Regions from separate parts of the Homo sapiens genome. Here region 2 is linked to region 1. Evidence: chromatin contacts called from ENCODE Hi-C or POLR2A ChIA-PET data. All regions are on one chromosome and are shown on one strand. Each heading gives the region's core, a stretch centred on a gene start or an enhancer-like site at or near the end of the contact. The rest is flanking DNA. Distances are from core to core; before and after follow the strand shown. Region 1 holds the start of RUSF1-DT (RUSF1 divergent transcript). Region 2 holds the start of ITGAM (integrin subunit alpha M).

What was found. A loop is a pair of places that touch in the nucleus more often than their neighbours do. ChIA-PET counts read pairs that join two places held with the same protein, here RNA polymerase II (POLR2A). Pooled maps may share reads with other maps.
Region 2: a loop to region 1 is called in a pooled map, with 3 times the contacts of the local background. The contact joins the promoter of ITGAM here to the promoter of RUSF1-DT in region 1. A Hi-C loop is called at or near these places in 2 of 50 pooled maps. POLR2A ChIA-PET finds 5 or more read pairs at or near these places in 2 of 52 experiments (MCF 10A and activated CD4-positive, alpha-beta T cell).

Annotation. Positions count from the first base shown.
Region 1 is chr16:31,506,948-31,510,213 of GRCh38, forward strand. RUSF1-DT (RUSF1 divergent transcript) reads left to right here and starts at 1,517. Exons shown (of 2, transcript NR_186401.1): 1 at 1,517-2,089; 2 at 2,226-2,619. RUSF1 (RUS family member 1) reads right to left here and starts at 1,444. Exons shown (of 13, transcript NM_022744.4): 1 at 1,127-1,444; 2 at 817-931. The coding sequence starts at 1,426. RefSeq lists enhancers at 430-1,145, 1,146-1,860, 1,425-1,994 and silencers at 1,155-1,214, 1,275-1,324.
Region 2 is chr16:31,258,374-31,261,639 of GRCh38, forward strand. It overlaps ITGAM (integrin subunit alpha M), which reads left to right and starts at 1,602. Exons shown (of 30, transcript NM_000632.4): 1 at 1,602-1,719. The coding sequence starts at 1,692. RefSeq lists an enhancer at 1,359-1,458.

The DNA.
Region 1 (3,266 bases), core at 267-2,766:
ATCCAGAGAGGCTCACAAGGGATGTGGCCAGACTGATGCTACGAATGGAAAGCGCTTTTCCTTAGATCTATTAGGTTGGCTCAAATGTAATTGCGGGTTTTCCATTACCTTTAATGGCAATAACGACAAAGAAACCCCGCAATTACTTTTGCACCAGCCTAATAAATATCCCCTGCGAGCAGTAGTGAAAGACAAAGGACAGTGGCAAAAGCCATGGGGCCTCCTCGTGTAGAACATGTAACAATTTCCCTTTTCTGTTCTATTTCCCTCTCTGGGTGGCATGGTACCAAACTGTATTTTTTTTCCTTAAACAATTTTTTAAAAGCTGTACATATTCAGCAGATAGTCACTCTATTATTTACAGCATCATCTGGTATCCCAGAGCATACACAATACCTTCCATTCTTTCCAGGCTCTCCTCTCTCCTTCTCAGGACCAACTATATCTTTTTTTTCTGGAGCTCACCAATTTCCCCTATCCTGGGCAGCTGGCAGTTTTATTCCATCAATTGCATTCTTATGCAATCTTCCACAAAGAGAATAGGGATAAAGGGGAGGGGACGGGATTTGGGATCCAGATGATTGAGACTCAGAAGTCTGTGTGGGGAATGGAGTGCGGCTGCTAGGCTGGTGAGTGGGATGAGGGTCTTCCAGATGTGGGAAGTAAGACTGGGTTACAAAGCACCACTCTAATCACTGGGGAGACCTGCCTGAATTCTACCTAATGGGGCACGAGTCCATACATATATACACATAAGAGCCCAGCGAAAGCAGGGCTGAAAGCAGCAATACGTGAGGCTCCAGGGGTGCAGCTCACCTTTCACGAGCCAGGTGGCCGTGGCAGCTGAAACAGTGGCTTTTGCGTTCCCCACCCCTATGCCCAGCAAGACTGCCTGGGTGGCTAGGGAGCCGGAGAGGCTGGAAGCAAACGCCTGGAGAAGAAAACAAGTAGGGTGAGAAGCGGGCGTAGGAGCGTGGCGGTCTAAGTGCCTTCATCTGTTCTTGTTCTTGGTGTATGAGGCATGTCAGACCCCCCGCCCCCCGGGCTCCGAGTCTCAGTCACCCGTCCATTATTGGGGAGGGAGGAGTGGCCTGCACTGTCCTCTGCCCCAGACGACCGAGCTGACCTGCACGGAATCCCACAGCTGGTAGGGCAAGTAGTCCGGGCTGACGCTATCAGGGAAGCCCTGAGGCAGGAACACGGCCTGGAGCCCGGAGAGGGGCGGTGAGGGGGCCCCGGAAGCCCCCACTTCGCCCGCATCTCGTCCTTCAGGTTTGACCGTGAAGGCCCTGGAGAGCCCCCACCAGCGCCAGCCCCCGACCTCCCACTGCAGGCTCCCGTCCGCGGCGGCGCGGCAGCCCCGTGCCTCCCCGGAGCCGAACTGCTCGGAACACAGCGGGGTCTCCAAACCCGCGTCGTCAGCCATGCCGAGCTTTTGGATCCCAGCCCCGCCCCTGCCGCACGGTGGACGTGGCAGGCGGCACTTCCGGCTGGGCTACCGCGGCTGCAGAGGGACATCTTTCAAGAACAGGCGCCGGCCTCGGCGTCCGCCGCGCAGTTAGGAAACTGACTGTCGCTCTCTCCGGCCTCGGCGCTGCTTCGGACGCCCCGGCACCGGCCCCCGTTGCTTTGTAGCATTCTGCAGCTGGGCTGCAGGCGCCGTGGGCCTCCGCCAGTTGTGTTCGAGACGCGGTTCGGCCACAGAAGTTTTAGCTTGTGACTTTTGGCAAGTCAGTGGCCCTCTCTGGGCCTCAGGTGCCTTTTTTGCTGTGAGACCAGCGACTGTATTTTTAACCCTGATTTTATCCCTAGATCTACCCAACACATAGTAGGTGCTCAAAAGATATTTATGAGTGAATGAATGCATCATGAGAAGAAATTGGACCAGATGAGGCCCTGTGAAGCTGCTTGGGTCTTTTTTTGTTCTTTTTTTTTTCTCTCTTCTGAGTGTCCCTGGCCTGGACTAGAAATTCTCCATCCTTCGGCCTTCTGCGAGACTGCAGGAACATTACTTTTGAAGGATGCTAAGGAATCCGAGGGATGAAAAAAATCAAGAGATTGCAATGATGTCACAAAACAAGGAAACAAGGCAGGAAGTTCTTGTGTGTTTTTTTGCGGGAGAGAGTCCATGAAATTGGGGGGAGTCCAAAGAGGGAGTGTTTCTGTCCTTGGAACTCACCTTTTCTTCTTTCCATTTCTCCTCTTCTCCTTCCCATCTAGTGCAGCATCTTCACTCCGAAGCAGAAATTTGCCAAAAAAGCATCCTCTTTTTATCAGAAAATAAAATATCCTGGTTTCTTAGCCTGGCATTCTTGGATCCCCACAGTTTGATCCCAACCGACAACTCCTTATTTGAAACTTCAGATTCTCCCAAACCGTCACCTTCCTCGTGGACTTAATCCTGGAAGGCCCTTCTACCCCACTTCGCCTTATCTCACACAAACACAGTCTCTCTCTGACTGAGATAAACTTGAACACTTCTTTTCTTTTCTTTTTTTTTTTCTTTAAATTTCGGGTTTCAAAATACAAATGGCCTAATCACAACATTTCTGTAATGTTGTCTAAATTCAGGTACTGGTTTGAATAGAGGACAAAAATAAAACAAGGTTTGAAGACTAAGTACTTTAAAAACATATTTATTTAAATAGAGGCAGGGCCTCCCTATGTTGCCCAGGCTGCTCTCAAACTCCTGGCCTCAAAAGTGATCCTTGGGCTGGGCGTGGTGGCTCACGCCTGTAATTCCAGCACTTTGGGAAGTCGAGCCAGGTGGATCACTTGAGGTCAGGAGTTTAAGACCAGCCTGGCCAACATGTTGAAACCCCATCTCTACTAAAAATACAAAAATTAGCTGGGCGTGGGGGTGGTGTGGCCATAATCCCAGCTATCCGGGAGGCGGAGGCAAGAAAATCGCTTGAACCGTGCAGTTGTCATTAACTCCGTGTTTGTTATCTCTTTTTTACCAATGGTTTGCCAGTTTCTTCTACAAATACCTGTTGCTACCTATGTGCTCATTGGGATAGTGAGCAAAAACAAACAAGGGTCTTGGTCTTTTGGAACTTATATTAGGGAAGGATATTGATCAAATCATACAAATAAATGCAAAGTTGGAACTATTTCAATTGCTGTAGAGGGGTACATGTTATTTAATATGAGGACTTTTAGAAGGAGAATTGAGCTAATCAGTGGAATCAAGGGAAACTTTTTTTTTTGAGATGGAGTCTCCCTCTGTCACCCAGGCTGGAGTGCAGTGGCACAGTCTTGGCTTA
Region 2 (3,266 bases), core at 352-2,851, 250 kb before region 1:
CACTGCAACCTCCGCCTCCAGGGTTCAAGTGATTCTGCTGCCTCAGCCTCCCAGGTGGGATTACAGGTGCCTGCCACCACGCCTGGCTAATTTTTTTGTCTTTTTAGTAAAGATGAGGTTTCACCATGTTGGGCAGGCTGGTTTCAATTGCTGACCTCAAGTGAGCCACCCCGCCTCAGCCTCCCAAAATGCTAGGATTACAGGCATGAGCCACCGCACCCAGCCAAGTTTGTACATATATTTTTGACTACACTTCTTAACTATTCTTAGGATAAATTACTAGAAGTGAAAATTCTTGGGTGAAGAGCTTGAGGCCTTTACACACACACACACACACACACACAAAAATAGGCTGGATGCAGTGGCTCACACCTGTAATCTCAGCAGTTTGGGAGGCTGAGGAAGGAGGATCACTTGAGTCCAGGAGGTTGAGAATAGCCTGAACAACATAGCAAGATCTTGTCTCTACAAAAAATTTAAAAAAAATTAGCTGGCCATGGCAGCATGTGCCTGTAGTACCAGCTACTCGGAAGGCTGAGGTAGGAGGATCGCTTGAGCCCAGGAGGTTGATTGAAGCTGCAGTGAGCTGTGATTACACCACTGCACTCCAGCCTGGGCAACAGAGCTAGACTCTGTCTCTAAAAAAAGCACAAAATAATATTTAAAAAGCACCAGGTATGCCTGTACTTGAGTTGTCTTTGTTGATGGCTACAAATGAGGACAGCTCTGGCTGAAGGGCGCTTCCATTTCCATGGGCTGAAGGAGGGACATTTTGCAAAGTGTGTTTTCAGGAAGACACAGAGTTTTACCTCCTACACTTGTTTGATCTGTATTAATGTTTGCTTATTTATTTATTTAATTTTTTTTTTGAGACAGAGTCTCACTCTGTCACCTGGGCTGGAGTGCAGTGGCATTATTGAGGCTCATTGCAGTCTCAGACTCCTGAGCTCAAACAATCCTCCTGCCTCAGCCTCTGGAGTAGCTAGGACTACAGGCATGTGCCACCATGCCTGGCTAATTTTTTAAATGTATTTTTTTGTAGAGTCGGGGTCTCCCTATGTTGCCCAGGCTGGAGTGCAGTGGTGTGATCCTAGCTCACTGCAGCCTGGACCTCGGGCTCAAGTAATTCTCACACCTCAGCCTGTCCAGTAGCAGGGGCTACAGGCGCGCACCACCATGCCCAGCTAATTAAAAATATTTTTTTGTAGAGACAGGGTCTCTCTATGTTGCCCAGGCTGGTTTCAAACTCCCAGGCTCAAGCAATCCTCCTGCCTTGGCCTCCCAAAGTGCTGGCATTACAGGCGTGAGCCACTGCGCCTGGCCCGTATTAATGTTTAGAACACGAATTCCAGGAGGCAGGCTAAGTCTGTTCAGCTTGTTCATATGCTTGGGCCAACCCAAGAAACAAGTGGGTGACAAATGGCACCTTTTGGATAGTGGTATTGACTTTGAAAGTTTGGGTCAGGAAGCTGGGGAGGAAGGGTGGGCAGGCTGTGGGCAGTCCTGGGCGGAAGACCAGGCAGGGCTATGTGCTCACTGAGCCTCCGCCCTCTTCCTTTGAATCTCTGATAGACTTCTGCCTCCTACTTCTCCTTTTCTGCCCTTCTTTGCTTTGGTGGCTTCCTTGTGGTTCCTCAGTGGTGCCTGCAACCCCTGGTTCACCTCCTTCCAGGTTCTGGCTCCTTCCAGCCATGGCTCTCAGAGTCCTTCTGTTAACAGGTGCATGGGGGTGGGGTGGGGGACTCTGGGTGGGGAGGAGGGTAACTTTTGGGTCTGTCATAAATAGAGGGCCCAGAATATGTAGGAGTCAGTCTGGGGAGAGGCAAAGGGGATTTGGGGAAGGAGAAAGGGTTCAAGAAGAAGCAGGGAGAACAGCTAGACCCAGACAGGCTGGCCAGGGAAGCCTGGATGAATGACCACATTCATGGACTGTGCAAGGCTGCTTGCCGGTCCCCTTGCTTCACACATGAGGAGACGGAGGCCCAGGGAGGAGAAGTGACATGGCTCAGGGTGCGCAGCAGGTGTGAGACCCCTTTCCTGAGTGCTTCCTCCTGGATCCCCTCTCACCATCTCCACTTTGCCTCCGGTTCTATTTTCCAAGGTCCCGGGTGCAAATGTTTGTTGAATGACTGATGAATGAAAATGATTTGAGTTTGTTACCTTTTATGCTTATATGTTGTGGAAAATGAAATTCTCCTCAAAAGGGAAGGAAATACTTGAGAGCTGCATAGGAAGGAAATTATCTAATTAAGAATGTATAGAAACTTCACTGTTGGGCAAATCATCGTTGTGACACCGGGGGAAGAAGCCATTTAGGTGCTCAGAAGGGAGGCTGGAATTCAGAGCAGGACTGGACGTGCCCCACGACGGTGGTTCTTAGGTCAGGAGTCAGCAAACAGTGGCCTGGGGGCCCGATATGGCCCACGACCTGTTTTTGCACAACCTGCCAGCTAGAGATTGAAGATGAACACTGATAATCGATTTGATGATAGGGAGCACCACCCCCAAAGAATTCTATTTGTCTCATTTGTAAACCCGTATTACAAACAAATTGTACTCAATCATTATGTTTGAAATTTCCCTAATGACAAATTTGTGGAAAAGTATTTTCTGTCTTGTTATATAAGTACTTGTACAACATATTCTATCAGCCTCTTGGTCTGCAAAACCTAAAATTTACTATCTGGCTGTTTACAGAATAAGTGTGCTAATCCCCGCCCCAGGCTAACAGAGCTGGACCTGGGAGGCAGACATCTGGATGCTGGGTTAGTTAGGGTGACCGAATGGATGGGAAAGGGAATGGAGCAGGAAGACATGCTGCTATCTTTTTTTTTTTTTTTTTTTTTTGATACAGGGTCTTTCTCTGTTGCCCAGGCTGTAGTGCAGTGGCATGATCATGGTTCACTGCAGCCTTGACCTCCTGGGTTCAAGCAATCCTCCCACCTCAGCCTCCTGAGTACCACTACACCCGGCTAATTTTTTATTTTTTGTAGAGATGGGGTCTCACTGTGTTGCCTAGGCTGGTCTTAAACTCCTGAGCCCAGGTGATCCTCCCACGTCAGCCTCTTAAATTATTGGGATAACAGGCCTGAGCCACCACACCCAGCCATTGCTTTCTTTTAAATTATTATTAGTTTTTGTTTTTTTTTTGTATTTAATTTTGAGATAGGATCTCTCTCTGTTGCTCAGGCTGGAGTGCAGTGGCACAATCAGGGCTCAAGTGATCCTCCTGCCTCAGCCCTCCAAAGTGCTAGGACTACAGCCCC